Regions from separate parts of the Homo sapiens genome. Here all the other regions are linked to region 1. Evidence: chromatin loops called from intact Hi-C (ENCODE). Cell type or tissue: dorsolateral prefrontal cortex. All regions are shown on one strand. Each heading gives the region's core, and the rest is flanking DNA. Links, peaks and the distances in the headings are about the cores only.

Region 1 (4,000 bases), core at 1-4,000:
AGGAGGCTTTGGGACTTCCTCCTGGCCGAAGAAGAGCGCCCCGCGTGCTGAGAGGCTTTTGAGCAATGCGGCTTAGCGCCCCGAGGTCTGTGCGGGAGTGAGACCCAGGCCCCAACAGCACAGAGTCCCTGACGCCTCTTCCCCCGGGGGCTTCACCGAAGCCCAGGCTGCTATGGTGAAGAAGCACATCGGCCTTCCAGACCACTGGCCCCTTGGCTTCCCCTTGGCCGTCTTGGGCTGCTCCTCCCCAGAGGCTGTGTGTGGCTGTGCTACCAGAACCGGCCATCGGAAGAATCTGCACCAGCTGGGGTCTGGCCCACGCCCACCCTCGTAGGGCCACTCTTTGGGCCGAGTCCCCGAGCCGAGCTCCCACGTCCTCCAGCTGCTGCCTTGGGGTCTCCCTGGCCCTTGGGGATCTGGAGTCAGTCGTGGACCCAGTCTGCTCCGCCCTCCCTCTGAGCCCCGGGCGTGCTCCGGTGGCCCTTCTGATCACACCACCTTAGGGCTCTTCTGGCTGAGACCATTTCCGGATTCTTTTCCTCCCTGCCCCTTGGATTTGGGCGGAAGGAAAGGGGATGCGTGTGCCTGACTGGCTTTCCTCTGTCTGGCACGGCGCCAGGACAGGCTTGGGGGCCTCTCGGGGCTCAGCATCCTCTCTGCTTCCATCCCTGCTGACCTTGTGCAGCCTCCTTTGGCCGCCTGAACTGCCCCCTCTCCACCTTTAGTGAGAAAGTGCATGGGATATGGGGCCAGGACCTTGGATACTTCTCCAGTCCACCTCCCTCCAGGTTGGTGCCCACCCCTCTGCCCCAGGGATTCCATCCGGAGGTCAAGGGAGGACTAGCCTTGGCCTCGGTGTGCAGGCAGCTGGCGGTGCTGGGAAAACTGAGGCTGACATAGGACGGCCTTGTTCTGAGTAGCAAGGCCTGCTGGTTAGAAGGCTGGGGTTAAATAGGCCATCTCTCGGTCACCTCTTACTCACCCCTGGCCCCCAAGAACAGAAGTCCAGGCTGTGCATCACCCAGCTCCAGGCAGGCCCAGCCAGGGGTCCTGGACGCTCTGGGGTATGTGTCCGGGACTCAGGTAGCCTGAGTGGGCAGTGACTGATGGGCACCACGGCAGGCTTTCCCAGTGATGATTCATCAGGGAGCGCCATGTGTTGGTGGGAAGGGGCGCTGGCAGGGGCTGGTTTGAGGGGCAGGAGGGGGCTGGGTTGGGCTGCAGTAAACCCTTGGGAAGTCCCTCTTCCCTCTCAGGCACGGGTGAGTCTGGACCTGCTGCTTGGGGAGGCCTTGGGCTTTCGTGGGGACCCTTCTGCAGGGTGGAGGCTGTCTCCTCCACATGCTAGGGGAGGGGCCGGGGGCTCCCAGGCACTCAAGGTCCTGAGTCCCACCAGCTCAGTACTCCGTTCACGGCTTCCCTTGCATGGCTGGCGGCTGCAGCGGCCCCTGCCAGAATCCAGCAGACCAGCTGCCTCCTCCTGATGGAGGGAGGACCCTGGAGGGGACTGGTCTGAGGGGCTCAAGCCACCTAGTTCCACCAGACGGGCCCCCAAGGTGAGGGGGCTGCCCTGGGCCCGCCATGTCCTCTGGCACACCCCTTGGGATGAGCTCATTGGCAGAAATGTGGGCCCAGAACAATGGGCCCCTCCCCGTGCAGGTGTCTGCAGTGCCTGCCTCCCGTCCACCCAGGAGCTACGCCTCTGCCCCATACACGCCTGCCCTGCACTGTCACCCTCTGTCCTGGCATCCCACCCCTTGTGTCCTTGTTGTGGCTTTTACTGCCCCCTGGTGGCTGAGCCTGGAAGGACAGCTGCAGGAGGAGGAGGCGGGTGGGGCCGGGCTTGCCCATGGCTTCTGTCCCCTGTGCACGCACGCTCTTCAGTGTCTTGGGCAGCTGGCGGTAGGAGCAGCGAATGGGTGGGGATACAGAGCTCTCTGCCACCCCTGAGCCCCGGACAGCACTGGGTCAGAACAAGAAGTGTCCACACCCAGCTTTCCTGTTCCAGACATTTTTGCGACACCAGTCAATGCCTGCCCTCTTGGACGAAGGCAAGGCCCACCCACCTGTGGGACTTCAAGCCCCTGCCCCAGCCTCCCTCCCAGTACCCTGTGCACCTGCCTGGGTAGACAGGAGAGCCCACGTGGTCCACACGGTCTCCTGGCGCTACCGGAAACCCAGACATCCACGGGTGTCCTAGGGCTGGCACGGGAGGCTATAGGCTGCGCATGGCCTGGCCGCTGGCTCCTTAGTGGGTTCTCAGCGGCACACGTGGGTACCCTTGGGACCCTAGGGGTGTCTGGGGGAGACCCACTCAGCGTAGCTGCTGCCAGGGGGCCCCCTTTGTCTCTGCTGAAAGGTGACAGCTCTCCCTTTCTCCCCTCCCTGCCCATCCCACCATTGGGTGAAGTCTGCCCAGTCAAGCCCGTCCAACTCCAGCTCCAGCTCAGACTCCAGCTCAGACTCAGACTTCGAGCCATCCCAGAACCACAGCCAAGGTGTGTATGGAGAGCAGCTGGGGGGCACGGATGGGGCCGGGGAGGGCCTGGAGCTCAGGCCACATGGGCATTCCTCAGCGTCCACTGCCTGCACAGGCTGGGCCCTGCAGATCTGTACATGGAGGGTTTTGGTGGCCTGGGGGAGTCTATATTTAAAAGCAAAGCAGGAACAAGTCACCAGACCTCCAGTCAGGCCCGGGGGCACTGTTCCTTGTGGTGGCTGTTGGCATGCACCCCGTGCCTGGAGCCAGGCTGGTGAGGGGCTTCTGGTGAGGGCCCTGCCCATGGCCAGAACTCTCCCTGTGCTGCTGGGGACCATGGACGGACGGCGTCACCTCCTCCGCCCATCCCACCCGCTCCCCAGGGCCAGCGAGGCACTGGCTGCCTGTGGACGGCCGGGGTCTCCTGCTGCCGGAGTGTTTGGAGTGCCCTCTCCCTCTCCAGGCAGGCCACCCTGAGTAGGGGCGGCTTTTTGGGGAAAGGACATAGGCCCATTGGCTGCACCAGCCTGCCCCAGAGTGGGGAGGGCCCTGGGGACCAGGCAGCCTGCAGGACACAGTGGGAGAGCTGCCCTGAGCCCCCGGCCCCAGTCCAGACCCCAGCACCCACTCCCAGGCAAAAAGCGTTTCCACTCCTGGATTGGAACAAGAGCCTCCTTCCCCCTTGGCCTGGAATCCTTTGCAGGGGGGCTGGGGGAGAGGAGTGTGCGGGGTTGTGGAGGGAGTCTGGCCTGGAATTCAGCCGTGCAGTTGCCGAGGGGGCTGGGGGATGGGGCCCTTGAAGCCTACACTCGCTCCAAGTGTTCTTATCTGCCGGGAAGGGAGGGGGACCTACTGAAGCGGGATCATGTGACTAAGGTAATTGAGGGCTTTGTGTCCCTCTGTTGCCTTGGTAACAGGAATATAAACCAAGATGCCGTCTGTAGGGGACTGGAACCGTGTGCCTCTGGAGAAAGGGGAGGACGGTGGACTGGGAGCAGCAGAGGGGATTACCGAGGGGGTGGGCAGGCCGGCGTAGGGTGCAGGAAGAGAGATCTGTGACCCCAGGCCCAGCTTCCCAGCCAGGCTGTGGCTCCCTCGCCCTCCCTGGGCTCTCGGCAGAGCTTCTGATCTCTGTGCCCCGAGCAGAGGAGGGGTTCTCCTCCGGCTGCAGCAATGGAGGGGCCCTGCGCGCCCACTGCCGGCCAGTCCCCTGAGGCCTGCGAGCAGGGCCAGGAAGGTAGGGAGGGGTGGGGGAGCCAGGGCGTTCTAGGGGAAGCGGGTGGCTGCCGGTGTGGGGGCAGTTCTTAGAGATGGGCACAGGGACCCCCAGGTGGACGGGCGTGTGCATTTGGGGGTCACCAGTGTCAAGAAGCTCTGCGTGGCCTCATGGGCGAGGGGCCCTGGAGGCTCAGTGGAGCCCTGCCCTTGTCTCCCCTCCCTCCCTGCCCCGCCTCCCCAGGACCCCTGCGCTCCATGGTGGAGGACCTGCAGTCCGAGGAGTCCGACGAGGACGACTCTTCG
Region 2 (4,000 bases), core at 1-4,000, 54 kb before region 1:
TGGGGAGTGGGTGTCAGGGTGGTCCCAGAGGTGCAGGGAAGTGGAAATCCCTGAGACCACAGCCCCCCGGCTCATTTCCAGCCGTCTATTCCAGAGGTTCCAAAAAAGTGGCCTCCCAGCAGCAGGCATTCCTGGTGCCTTGAAGGAACTTGCTGGGATAAAGTTGGGGGAGAGCCACTGACCAATCAGATTATTCACTCTAAGACATTCTGGAGAGCCTGTCACTTAACCTCTGCAGCCAGGCACCCTTCCTAGAGAGACAGCTAATTGATTAGCTTCAATTCTTTGGTCCTAATGGCCAAGGAAAGAGTCCAGGTGGTGTGGGGGAAGGGGGGTGGTTACCCTTGGCTATGGAATTGGCTTAGCTGTGCTAATAAATTATCATGACCTGACAAGTCAAACGCGTTGGCCGGGGCTCCACTTCTTGCCTCCCGTTGACGTGGCTTGAGCGTCTTACTGAATCTGTGATTCCTTTTTTACTACAACAGCAGAGACTCTGTTATTCCACCCTTCCGGGGAGTGCCCCCCTCAGCGCTCCACAGTCCCCTGGGTGCAGCAGGCCGGGCACCCGAACTTCGCATCTGTTGGCCAAGTCTGGGGTGTGTCCTTAACAGTGGGTGTTGAGGCTCAAGTTGGCGCCAGCCCCCAGGGCATCAGTGTCGCCTGGGCAGCACTTTGGGCCCGGCCTGCCGGCTGCAAAGATTACCCATCGCTGCCTCGGAACCTTCCTGTTTACTTTGGCCACTGCGGTGGAGTTCTGGTGCTTCCATCCTCCCCCTCTCCAGTGGAACCGCGGTCTTTCACTCTTTCACAATAACTGCTCTGCCGCCTGCGTGCCCTGGGTAGGAACTCCCTGTCATCAGAAATGCCGGGAAGTCGGCCGAGGTCTGAGTGGCCGGGTCAGTGAATAAGCGATTCCGAGGAGACACTGTCATTGTGTGGGAGTCAGCTCCACAGAAGCAGGGGTCGTTCTCCCGCATCCTGGTGCTGTTCCCATGATGTATATGTACATTTAGTTTTCACCTGTAATGCTCCCAGCGGGACAGGGGTTGCCTTCCTGTTTTCTAGCGAAAAAGGCAGAGGCGCAGGCGTGTAAGCATAGAGGGTGGTCATGGCCGCTCGGGGCTAATGTCAGTGTTGTTTTGGGTTTGTTGGAATGCGGTGGTGTTCAGGCAGACACTCGTGCTTGGCCTGAGTATTGCCATGCCGGTGCTCAGCCCTCACCTCGTGTGTTTGGTGGGGGTACTTTTACCTGAGATCCTCATGAATCCGCAGCGCCGGGGGTTTATGAGTGCGCCTGATCTTCCGTCCATCCCCACTTTCTTCCCACACTGGGGTCGTGAATGTCCCTGCTGCCCGGATCTTGGGGTTACCTGAATGTCCTCCACCCTCGGGTCCTGTCAGTTCTGTGGCTTTGGGCTGTGTTCACCCCTTTTTCCAGCCACTCCTTCTGGTTGCCTCCTCATGGGCTGGGGTTGCTGTTAGTTTGCCATTCGCCCTTTTCTGCCTGCACCCCAGGCCTTACACAGAGGGCCGGGGGCTTTTGACTCCGAGACCGTTTCCCATATCTGTCAGCCACTTATGACGACGGGTTATTTCTTTTGTCTCCGGCCTGATCCCAGGCACCCCCTGCAGTGTGCCTGGTCCCTAGGGAGTCCCTGCCCTCTTTTCCCAGGGAACTCCAGAGGGACAGTCGTCCTGAGCCAAGGGAATCCCCTCTGCCCCCTTTCCTTTTAAAAATTAATTTTTAGTTGACAAATAAAAATTGTACATCTGTATCATGTACATGTTTCAGTTTACTTTTTAAGTTGCCAAATAGAAATTGCACGCCTCCGCCTCATTTCTTATACCTGGCTTGCTGTGCGCACAGACCCTCAGCCTCTCTGGCCAGTTCTTCCACATGCTGGAACTGGCCTGTCCTTATCTGCCACCATGGCCCTGCCGTCTCCAAAAGCAGCATTTAGAACTCCCTGACCTGAGAGGCTCTCTGGTTTAATTAATCCAGCATCGTCCAGGCCTCCTGTCCCGTGGTTTCAAGATAGAGGCTAAGAGGACGAACAAGATGTAGTCCCTGCTCTCAGAGAGTTCACAGGGGCCCTGGGGGCTGCGTCAGCAACCCAGGAGCGGGGGATGGGATGAAGGGGCTCCCGTGGAGCTGTCCACAGGCTTCTGTGGGGACTCAAGGTTGGTCTCCAGCGTGGCTACCAGAAAGGGCCCTGGACAGGGCAGCGTGTGAGCCAGGACTTGAGATGAGTAGGGTTTTGAAACGAGCTTAGGGCACCCAGGCTGCGGCACTAGAAGAGATGAAGAGAGATAGGGTGGCTGTTCCTGGTGTGTCTGGGGCTGGCTGTAGGATTGAGCTGGAATGTGCGCGTTTCCTGCATTTCCTCAGTTCTGGGACTCTGAGATACCAGGACAGCGCCACCAACTCAGGAGCAGCTTCTGTGTCTGTGTGTGCACGTGTGCGCCTGTGTGCAGGCTGGACTCTGACTTCAAAAGGGTTAGGACATGAAAAGAGACGAGCGTCTCAGACTTGAGGAAATACACGCGTGGAAGACGTGCGCGGGGCTCGGGCTTCCTTCTGAGGGAGTGACAAGCCGTGGAAAGCTTTAACATGGCGGGCGGGGGTGGGGGCGATAGGATCTGCCTGCCCCAGCGGCTCCATCGCGTGACAACTGAGAGCTCAGAGGGGGACGGAGAGGGAGGGAAGCCGGCCAGGCGCCGGGGCACTCAGCCAGGTGGCGGGGTCTGAACGGGGCCTCGAAATGCCAAAGAAGAGACAGGTACTGGAGGGATTGCAGCCACTGGGACACACCTGGCCAGTTGCCGAGCGATGGCGTGGAAAGGCGCAGATGGGAGCTGTCTGGTCTGGGGCCCGGGAGGGCGGCTCTGTCAGGGGAGGGTGTGGGACTCAGGCCATGGTCTGGCTGGCTCCCGGCTATCTCAGCACTTAGAAGCAAGTGTGCGCTTGGCTGCTGCTTTATTTTGTAACATTCTTGTATTTGATAGCGGGTGTCAGGGCCGTATCTGTGAAAAGTCTGGGGAGGTTTTTACAAAGCAGGGTGGATATTTACTGTAGGTTCCCTGTTGGTGGTTTTGGCCAACCTAGGTATGAAGAGTGCTTTGAAGGCATGCAACTTTGTGTTCAGTGGCATGGAACTGGCCTGAGCTGCCTTGTATTTCAGAGCAAAGTGTCAGACACGACATGTGCTCAGCGGAGGGAGCTGGGCTGCCCAGGCCACGGGTCCACCTGGGACCGGTCACCAGGGGGCCGCAGGCTGGCCTCTGCCTTCTTCTTGGGAACCTCCCATTCTGCTTTTGAAACTGAAAGCCAGTGTTGTAGCTGATGACTTAGGGAAAGGAGAGGGGCCTCCGGGAGGCGCTGTGATGCGTGCTTGGGAATGAAAATGCTGGAGTCAACAAGCTTAGGTGGCAGAGACACCGACAGCCATCAGCAAGATGACTTTTGATAGTGAAAGTGCTCGGAAGAGCATCCTCTATGATAGAGTGATGGGAGCGGTGGTGGATGCTTTTGGATCGGTGGTCAGGGGAGGCTTCCCTGCAGAGGGACAGTCAAGCTGAGAGCCCAGTGACAAGAGGCGCCAGTGTGGGAAGTCTCAGGAGCAGAGGATCCTAGGCCAGTGTGGTGGCCCCGAGGCAGGAGTGAGCTGGGCTGAGCTGGGGACCGGTGAGGAGGCTGTGCGGGTGGAATTGAGGATGAGGCGGTGGATGAGAGGAGACACGGGGTCTGTGTGGGAGTACGGAGGGGAGAAGGCACGGGACGTCTGCGGCAAGGTGCTGGCGCGATAGGAAGCCGTCTGTGTGCTGCTCACTGGGTTGAGAGCGTATTGCACTGCTGGGGGTCTTTATCGAAAGTTCTCTGTGGGTAAGGGGACAGTCCCCTGCTTGGAGGCGTGTGCTGACTTCATCTCCCCACCTCTCTCTCCTCCAGTGCACCGTCCAGGTGAGGTTAGAGCTGGGGCATCGCGCCCAACTGCGC
Region 3 (4,898 bases), core at 347-4,346, 82 kb before region 1:
CAAGCTCCACCTCCCGGGTTCACGCTATTCTCCTGCCTCAGCCTCCTATGTAGCTGGGACTACAGGCGCCCGCCACCACGCCCGACTAATTTTTTGTATTTTTAGTAGAGACAGGTTTCACCGTGTTAGCCAGATGGTCTCGATCTACTGACCTAGTGATCCACCTGCCTCGGCCTCCCAAAGTGCTGGGATTACAGGCGTGAGCCACCGTGCCCAGCCTCCAGTCTATAATTCTAACAAGCTACATGACCCTTGCACATCCTAGTCTCCATCAGGGAAGGTCTCTTGGTGACAAAGGACAAAATATTCAACCCCAACTGCCTGAAATCACAAATGGACAATCAGCATATATACTTTTTTTTTTTTTTGAGACAGGATCTCTGTTGCCTAGACTGGAGTGCAGTGGTGCGATCTTGGCTCACTGCAACCTCCACCTCCTGGGTTCAAGCAATTCTCATGCCTCAGCCCCCGAAGCAGCTGGGATGACAGGCACCCACCACCATACCCGGGTAATTTTTGTATTTTTAATAGAGACAGGGTTTTACCATGTTGGCCAGGCTGGTTTTGAACTCCTGACCTCAGGTGATCCGCTTAATCAGGAAGGTCTGTTGGTGAAAAAGGACAAAATATTCAACCCCAACTGACTGAAATCACAAACGGACAATCAGCAATATGTACTTTTGTTTGTTTATTTGAGACAGAGTCTTGCTCTGTCACCCAGGCTGGAGTGCAGTGGCACAATCTCGGCTCACTGCAACCTCTACCTTCTGGGTTCAAACAATTCTTCTGCCTCAGCCTCCTAAGTAGCTGGGACTGCAGGTGCATGCAAGCATGCCAGCTAATTTTTGTATTTTTAGTAGAGGTGGGGTTTAACCATGTTGCCCAGGCTGATCTGGAACTCCTGAGCTCAGGTGATCTGCCCACCTCAGCCTCCCAAAGTGCTGGGATTATAGGCGTGAGCCACTGTGCCTGGCCAGCATATCTACTTTTGAAGTTCAGCCCCAGGCTGCAGACCTGGCTGGGTCCAGGCTTCAAATGATGTCACCAGGGCCAGGCTCTCTTCGTCCCTCTGGCTGGCTTCATGGGTGGGAGCGGCCACCAGGAGGGCTAGGCTGCCTTCTTTCCAAGTTTAAAAGTGAACTCAAAAGCTCCAAGCACAGGCTGGGCTTGGTGGCTCATGCCTGTAATCCCAGTGTTTTGGGAGACCGAGGTGAGAGGATTTTTTGAGACCAGCCTGGGCAACATAGCGAGAACCTGTCTCTACAAACAAATTAAGAATTAGCCAAGCATGGTGGTGTACACCTGTGGTCTTAGCTACTTGGGAGGCTGAGGCAGGAGGATCGCTTCATGAGCCAGGGAGGTTGAGGCTGCAGTGAGCCATGATCACACCACTGCACTCCAGCCTGAGTGACAGAGTGAGACCCTGTCTGAAAAAAAAAAAAAAAAAAGAAAAAGAAAAAAGGGCTGGAGCAGTGGCTCACGCTTGTAATCCTAGCACTTTGAAAGGCCAAGGTGAGTAGATTGCCTGAGATAAGGAGTTCGAGACCAGCCTGGGCAACATAGTGAAACCCCATCTCTACTAAAATACAAAAAATTAGCTGGGCATGGTGTCACACACTTGTGATTCCAGCTACTCGGGAGACTAGGGCAGAAGAATCGCTTGAACCCAATTGGCGGAGGTTGCAGTAAGCTGAGATTGTACCACTGCCCTCCAAACTGGACGACAGAGTGAAACTGTCTCAAAAAAAAAAATGCTGGGTGCAGTGGGCTTATGCCTATAATCCCAGCACTTTGGGAGGACAAAGCGGGCAGACCACCTGAGGTCAAGAGTTCGAGACCAGTCTGGCCAACATGGTGAAACCCTGTCTCCACTAAAAATACAAAAAATTAGCCGGGTGTGGTGGCACACACTTGTAATCCCAGCTATTCAGGAGGCTGAGGCAGGAGAATCACTTGAACCCAGGAGGCAGAGGTTGCAGTGAGCTGAGATCACGCCACTGCATTCCAGCCTGGGTGACAAGAGCAAAACTCTGTCAAAATAATAATAATAATAATAATAATAATAATAATAATAATAATAGCAGCTCCAGGCACACATGAAGATGCTCAATATCATTGTTGTTAGGGAAATGAAAATCACTGGTCAGGCACAGTGGCTCACAACTGTATTCACCACACTTTGGGAGGTCAAGGTTGGCGGATCACCTGAGGTTAGGAGTGCAAAACCAGCCTGGCCAACATGGTGAAACCCCATCTCTACTAAGAATACAAAGTTTAGCCGGGCATGGTGGTGGGCACCTGTAATCCCAGCTACTCGGGAGGCTGAGGCAGGAGAATCGCTTGAACCCAGGAGGCGGAGGTTGCAGTGAGCCGAGATCACACCACTGCACTCCAGACTGGGCGACAGAGCCAGACTCCATCTCAAAAAAATATATACTTATGTATGTGTATTGCAACAGGTGGCTGTGTGTGTACTTTTGTGGCAGGCAGCAAACTGGGAGCTTACAGGAAACAGGTTGGAGGCCAAAAGGAATTCCAAAAAGTACCCAAAAGAGGGCTGGACCGTCTACTAGGCAAAATAAAAAGGGAACACTCAACGTTGTTCCCGGGGTGCAAATAAAGTGAACCACTAGAGGGCGGTAGAGACTTAACGTATTAACAGTAACAGTTCCGTTATGGACCAAAAGCAAGACCAGAACATCCAAAATGTTACTTTCTTTGGAGTTCAAGACCAGCCTGGGCAACATAGGGAGACCCTATCTCTACAAAAAAAAATTTTAAAAATTAGCTGGATGTGGTGGCACATGCCTGTGGTCCCAGCTACTGGGGAGGCTGAGGTGGGAGGATTGCTTGAGCCCGGGAGGTTGAGGCTGCAGTGAGCTATGATTGCGCCATTGCACTCTAGCCTGGGTGACTAGATTTAAAAATCTAGGCTGGGCGTGGTGGCTCACGCCTGTAATCCCAGCACTTTGGGAGGCCGAGGCGGGAGGATCACGAGGTCAGGAGATCAAGACCATTCTGGCTAACATGGTGAAACCCCATCTCTACTAAAAATACAAAAAATTAGCTGGGCGTAGTGGCGGGCGCCTGTAGTTCCAGCTACTCGGGAAGCTGAGGCAAGACAATGGCGTGAACCTGGGAGGTGGAGCTTGCAGTGAGCCGAGATCGCGCCACTGCACTCCAGCCTGGGTGACAGAGCGAGACTCCGTCTCAAAAAAAAAAAAAAATCTAAAAAGTTGAAGGGCTACAAGTACAGTTTGTCACATGCATATATTGCATAATGGTGGTCTTGGCTTTTCGTGTATCCATCACCTGAATAATATACTTTGTATCTGTTATACAATTTTTCATCACTTTCTCTCCTTCCATCCACCCCCCCCGCCCACCCAATGTCTATCATTCTACACTCTACACCCATGTGTACACATTATTTAGATACCACTTATAAGTGAGAATGTATAGCATTTGACTTTCTTTCATCCATCTCCAGAACTTTCTCATCTTCCCAGCATGAAACTGTCCCCATGAAACACTCACTCCCCAGCACCCTCCCCTGCTCCTGGCATCCACCAGCCTATTTTCTGTTTCTATGAATCTGTTGACTTGAGGGACCTCTGTTGACTCCTAGGAGAGGAGTGGAATCACACAGGATTTGTCCTTTTGTGTCTGGCTTATTTCACTTAGCATAATGTCTTCAGGGTTCATAGATACAAGGTCTTGCTCTATTACCCAGCCTGGAGTGCAGTGGTGCCATTGCAGAATTCTTGGGATGGTGTCACTTTTCTGGCTGTAAACCTCTGTGGCTGGTGGCATCTTTGCCTGAGTTTTGCTCAGGCCCACTGGGCTCATTCTGCCCACTTGACCTGGCAGGCTACACTCGGCTCTTGCTACCAGCCTGGATCCCACACCTGCCAAGGGTGTGCCAGGTGTGGAGTGGCAAGGGGTGTGTGTTCAAGCAAGCATGGGGTCTAGCCCCTGTGCACAGTCAGACACACCGGCTGCTGCAGCAGGGTGAGCAGCTCCAGGTGCCGGCATGGGCACTGGCTCTCTGCAAGGCTGCGGCTTGGCCAGGTGCACCACAAGTAGCGTCCATGGCTGCCACCAGGGACCATGGTGGAGCCCAGAAGCTTGGAGACTCCAAGCTTCATGCTGGGCCTCAAAGAGGGAGTCACTGCCCTGGCTCAGGGAGCTCCCAGGTCTAGGCTTTCTGAAGGGCTGGAGCTCTTCTCTCCTTCTCATTACCATCAACACGGCAAGCAAGGGGCGTGTTTCAGCCCTGTTTGTGTTATAGCTCTTCCAGTCCTGCCATTCGGCAGGTCCCAAGCTCTTGTCCTGCGCCCAAGAAGAATGAGGTACACGGACAAGTGGAGGGTGAGCAAGGTGAAGAGGAGCTTTATTGAGCAACAGAATAGCTCAGAAAAAAAAAAAAAAAGGCCCTGGAGTGGGTAGATCCTCTCTGTAGCTAGTCGTCATGTCAAGTGCTCAGCTCTCAGCAGAGAGGAGGCCCTGGAGTGGGTTGCTTCTCTTTGCAGCTGGTCATCCCTATATCTGTCTAGCTATGGCTGAGCCCAGGGCTTTGATGGGCCTCAGAGGGGAGGAAGTCCATGCTGATTGGTCCATGGGCAGCCTGGAAAAGGCACCACAAGTTCCCACTCTGGTCTGTGGGACTGGCAGCCTGGCCCCCAGGCTTCAGGGCCTCCCTGGCTTGAAGGTGGGACCTCACCGGGGATCCACCCCCTTCCACCCAGGAACCTGTCTGCCTCCTGCTGCTGTTCGTGGTGATGAGGCTATAGATGCCAAGGGGCACCTGCAGGTCAGCACCAAGCTGCCCTCAACCCCTCCCTCAGCTTCCTTCCTATGCTCATCAGCACCCAAGGTCCAGAGGGGGCTGAGGCAGC
Region 4 (4,898 bases), core at 533-4,532, 140 kb before region 1:
AAATACAAAAATTAGCCAGGCATGGTGGCCTGCGCCTGTAGTCCCAGCTACTTGGGAGAGACTGAGGCAGGAGAATCGCTTGAACCCGGGAGGCAGAAGTTGCAGTGAGCCAAGATTACACCATTGCACTCCAGCCTGGGCGACAGAGCGAGACTCCATCTCAAAAAAAAAAAAAAAAAAAAGTCTCAGCTCAGATGTCATCCCTGAGAGAAGCCTTCCCTGAACACCTTTGCTAATATCCCAGGCACTCTAGAACATTTGCCTTGTTTAATTTTCATCTTGGTGTGACTTTCATCATAAACAATTGCATTAATTCATTTGTTTCTTTTTCTATTGTCTGCAGAACATTCTGCTATCTTGTTTGGCTCTGGTGCATAGCTCACTGCAGCCTCATACTTCTGGACTCAGGTGAATCCTCCCAACCTCAGTCTACCAAGTAGCTGGGACCACAGGCACACGCCAACAGGACCTGCTAATGTTTTTAAAGTTTTTTTTTTTTTTTACATGCAGTATGATTTATTTTATATAATGTTCAAAAGCTTGCAAAAACAGCATATTGTTTACAGATGCATATTTTGGAGGTAAAATTATGAAGAAAAGCGAGATCATTATAAACAAAATTTAGGAGGGGGCTGGGATGGAGAAGGGCATGCAAAAGGGCTTTAACGGTGTTGGTTGTAATCTGTATCTTAAACTGGGTATGGGTAGTAGGGTGTCCAGTCTATTTATTTATTTATTTATTTTATTTATTTTTTTATTGATCATTCTTGGGTGTTTCTCGCAGAGGGGGATTTGGCAGGGTCATAGGACAATAGTGGAGGGAGGGTCAGCAGATAAACAAGTGAACAAGGGTCTCTGGTTTTCCTAGGCAGAGGACCCTGCGGCCTTCCGCAGTGTTTGTGTCCCTGGGTACTTGAGATTAGGGAGTGGTGATGACTCTTAACCAGCATGCTGCCTTCAAGCATCTGTTTAACAAAGCACATCTTGCACCGCCCTTAATCCATTTAACCCTGAGTGGACACAGCACATGTTTCAGAGAGCACAGGGTTGGGGGTAAGGTCACCGATCAACAGGATCCCAAGGCAGAAGAATTTTTCTTAGTACAGAACAAAATGAAAAGTCTCCCGTGTCTACCTCTTTCTACACAGACATGGCAACCATCCGATTTCTCAATCCTTTCCCCGCCTTTCCCCCCTTTCTATTCCACCAAACCGCCATTGTCATCATGGCCCGTTCTCAATGAGCTATTGGGTACACCTCCCAGACGGGGTGGTGGCTGGGCAGAGGGGCTCCTCACTTCCCAGTAGGGGTGGCCGGGCAGAGGCGCCCCTCACCTCCCGGACCGAGGCGGCTGGCCGGGCGGGGGGCTGACCCCCCCACCTCCCTCCCGGATGGAGCGGCTGGCCGGGCGGGGGGCTGAACCCCCCACCTCCCTCCCGGACGGGGCGGCTGGCCGGGTGGGGGGCTGACCCCCCCACCTCCCTCCTGGACGGGGCGGCTGGCCGGGCAGAGGGGCTCCTCACTTCCCAGTAGGGGTGGCCGGGCAGAGGCGCCCCTCACCTCCCGGACGGGGCGGCTGGCCGGGCGGGGGGCTGACCCCCCCCACCTCCCTCCCGGACGGGGCGGCTGGCCTGGCGGGGCTGACCCCCACCTCCCTCCCGGGTGGGGTGGCTGTCGGGCAGAGACGCTCCTCATTTCCCAGACGGGGTGGCTGCTGGGCAGAGGGGCTCCTCACTTCTCATATGGGGCGGTTGCCAGGCGGAGGGTCTCCTCACTTCTCAGACGGGGCGGCTGGGCAGAGACGCTCCTCACCTCCCAGATGGGGTCGCGGCCGGGAAGAGGCGCTCCTCACTTCCTAGATGGGGTGGTGGCCAGGCAGAGACGCTCCTCACTTTCCAGACTGGGTAGCCAGGCAGAGGGGCTCCTCACGTCCCAGACGATGGGCGGCCAGGCAGAGACGCTCCTCACTTCCCAGACAGGGTGGCGGCCGGGCAGAGGCTGCAATCTCGGCACTTTGGGAGGCCAAGGCAGGCGGCTGGGAGGTGGAGGTTGTAGCAAGCCGAGATCACGCCACTGCACTCCAGCCTGGGCACCATTGAGCACTGAGTGAACCAGACTCCGTCTGCAATCCCGGCACCTCTGGAGGCCGAGGCTGGCGGATCACTCGCACTTAGGAGCTGGAGACCAGCCCGGCCAACACAGCGAAACCCCGTCTCCACCAAAAAAATACGAAAACCAGTCAGGCGTGGTGGCGCGCGCCTGCAATCACAGGCACTCGGCAGGCTGAGGCAGGAGAATCAGGCAGGGAGGCTGCAGTGAGCCGAGATGGCAGCAGTACAGTCCAGCTTCGGCTCGGCATCAGTGGGAGACCGTGGAAAGAGAGGGAGAGGGAGACCGTGGGGAAAGGGAGAGGGGGGAGAGGGAGAGGGAGAGGGAGTGACACTTCTCCTGTTTTTAAAGTTTTTGTTGTAGAGACAAGGTATCGATATGTTGCTGAGGCTGGTCTCAAATTCCTGAGCTTGAGCAATCCTCCTGCCTTGGCCTCCCAAAGTGCTGGGATTACAGGCGTGAGCCACTGCACTCAGCCCATTAAACCTTTTTGATTAGGGCTCACAAGGAGAAACATATCTTACATAGTGTCTGAGTACACAAAAATACAAAAGTCTTATAAAATGAAACTTATTATTTGAGCAATGTCCTTTGATATTTTCTATTCTATTTGATCCTGTTCTATTGCATTTCACTTAAAGTAGGGTTTTTCAACTTTGGCACGATTGAAAATCTGAGTTGGAGAATTCTTTGAAAGTACAAAAGGCCACCCAGGCCACTGTAGGGTGCTGAGCAGCATCTCTGGCCTCCACCCACTCGATAACAGGAGCACCCCCACCCCTACCCCCATCAATTAAAAAAAATGCCCCCCTAACAGTAAAAAGTATCTCAGACATTGCCAAGTATCCTCCAGGGGGCAGAGTCGCTCCCAGCTGAGAATCACTATTTATTTATTTATTTACTTATTTATTTTATTTTATTTTATTTTATTTTTGAGATGGTCTCTTGCTCTGTTGTCCAGGCTGGGGTGCAGTGGTGTGATCTTGGCTCACTGCAGCCTCCACCTCCTGGGTTCAAGTGATTCTCCTGCCTCAAACTCCTGAGTAGCTGGGACTACAGGCATGAACCACCATGCCTGGCTAATTTTTGTATTTTTAGTAGAGATGGGGTTCCACCGTGTTGGCCAGGCTGGTCTCAAACTCCTGACCTCAGGTGATTTGCCCACCTCGGCCTCCCAAAGTGCTGAGATTACAGGTGTGAGCCATCACAGCTGGCCTGAGAACCACTGTTTTATTTTATTTTATTTATTTTATTTTATTTTATTATTTTATTGTATTTATTTTATTTTATGAGATGGGGTTTCGCTCTTGTTGCCTAGGCCGGAGTGCAATGGTGTGATCTGAGCTCACTGCCACCTCTCCCTTGCAGGTTCAAGCAATTCTCCTGCCTCAGCCTCCCAAGTAGCTGGGATTACATGCACGTGCCACCACGCCAGGCTAATTTTGTATTTTTAGTAGAGATGGGGTTTCAGCATGTTGGTCAAGCTGGTCTTGAACTCCTGACCTCAGGTGATCCACCTGCCTCTGCCTCCCAAAGTGCTGGGATTACAGGTGTGAGCCACCATGCCCAGCCAAGAACCACGACTTAAAGTGGATAGTGATCTGAAATAGAAGAAAAACAACTTTATTTATTTATTTTTATTTTGTAGAGGCAGAGTCTCACTATGCTGTCCAGGCTGGTTTCAAATTCCTGGAGTCAAGCAACCCTCTTACCTTGGCCTCCCAAAGCGCTGAGATGTCAACAGAGGGAAAGAGTTGAAGGTGAGTTTGTCTCCTTTTTTTTTTGAAGTAGAGTCTTGCCTTGTCACTCAGACTAGAGTACAGTGGTGTGAACATGGCTCACTGCAGCCTTGACCTCCTGGGTTCAAGCAATCCTCCCACCTTAGCTTGCCAAGCAGCTGAGACTATAGGCGCAAGCCACCACGCCCAGCTAATTTTTGTTTCTGTTTTTATAGAGACAGAATTTCTCTTATGTTGTCCAAGCTGGTGTTGAACTCATGGCCTCAAATGATCCTCACACCTGCCTCGGCCTCTTGGTGCTGGGATTACAGATGTGAGCCACCACACCAGGACTCCATAAATATTTAATGTGTTGTTTTCATTCCTCCAAACCTTGCTCAGTAAGTTCTGAATGAATGAGTATTTTGGCTCTTGGCTCCAAATCAACCTGCCCTACTGGTTTTTGGTTATCACTCCATGATCAGAGAGAAGCTGTCATCACTGTTACCTTCTCTGGAATGAATGCAAATGGGCCTATTGAAATGATAGAAATTGAAAATTAGGAAAAGAAAAGGAAACTCTCAGTGCTGAAGAGGCTGTGGATGAAATGCTGGATGCACCAATGAATGGCTCATGGACATTGCTACAGCTTCTCTGGGAACAAAGTTGACACCAAATTTCAAATTCACAGAACCCACTTCCAGTTATTTGTTTTTAGGAAATGATCAAAGGTGTGCACCTGTGCACTAAGATTTGACCCCAAAGTAGCTTATGGCAGAGTTGTTCATACACCTGTGTTTCAGTTAGTTAGTGCTGTGTAACAAACCGCCCCTAAACTTAGGAGTTTGAAACAACCACAGCTTATCATTTCTCATAATTTGAGAATCTGCACTGGGCTCAGCTAGGATTTTCTGGGGCTGGAATATCCACAAGTGGAACATTCTCCACTCACATATCTGGAGCCCCAGTGAGTCATCTCTCTCTCCACATGGCTGTTTGGGCTCCCTCATGGTATGGTGGTCTTTATTCCCCATATGGCAACTGACTTCAGAGAGAGTTAGCAAAAGCTAC

The links. A loop is a pair of places that touch in the nucleus more often than their neighbours do. Peaks named below come from ENCODE experiments on the same cell type or tissue, not always from the same donor. Only the 100,000 strongest peaks of a DNase experiment are listed, where the experiment ranks them.
Region 2: it touches region 1 in a loop (3-fold over the local background); 57 of 110 quality-filtered maps call a loop at or near these places.
Region 3: a loop joins it to region 1, with 6 times the contacts of the local background. A loop is called at or near these places in 86 of 110 quality-filtered maps.
Region 4: a loop joins it to region 1, with 4 times the contacts of the local background. A loop is called at or near these places in 13 of 110 quality-filtered maps.

Annotation. Positions count from the first base shown.
Region 1 is chr19:6,216,452-6,220,451 of GRCh38, reverse strand. It overlaps MLLT1 (MLLT1 super elongation complex subunit), which reads left to right. Exons shown (of 12, transcript NM_005934.4): 7 at 2,411-2,498; 8 at 3,939-4,000. Among named protein-coding and RNA genes, the nearest start is that of MLLT1, 62 kb to the left of the region's middle. RefSeq lists an enhancer at 2,796-3,710. In dorsolateral prefrontal cortex, for the core only: CTCF peaks have their summits at 1,583 and 1,785 (motif pointing left); a DNase peak (open chromatin) is centred at 1,781; H3K4me3 peaks cover 237 bases; H3K27ac peaks cover 3,107 bases.
Region 2 is chr19:6,270,712-6,274,711 of GRCh38, reverse strand. MLLT1 (MLLT1 super elongation complex subunit) reads left to right here. Exons shown (of 12, transcript NM_005934.4): 2 at 3,953-4,000. Among named protein-coding and RNA genes, the nearest start is that of MLLT1, 7.3 kb to the left of the region's middle. RefSeq lists an enhancer at 1,017-1,616. In dorsolateral prefrontal cortex, for the core only: a CTCF peak has its summit at 2,430; DNase peaks (open chromatin) are centred at 791, 2,411 and 2,851; H3K4me3 peaks cover 3,050 bases; H3K27ac peaks cover 4,000 bases.
Region 3 is chr19:6,297,690-6,302,587 of GRCh38, reverse strand. No RefSeq gene overlaps it. Among named protein-coding and RNA genes, the nearest start is that of MLLT1, 20 kb to the right of the region's middle. In dorsolateral prefrontal cortex, for the core only: a CTCF peak has its summit at 2,627 (motif pointing right); a DNase peak (open chromatin) is centred at 2,607.
Region 4 is chr19:6,352,327-6,357,224 of GRCh38, reverse strand. It overlaps a transcript of ACER1 not described here. Among named protein-coding and RNA genes, the nearest start is that of CLPP, 6.8 kb to the left of the region's middle. In dorsolateral prefrontal cortex, for the core only: CTCF peaks have their summits at 2,768 and 2,967 (motif pointing right); no DNase peak of the experiment used is centred there.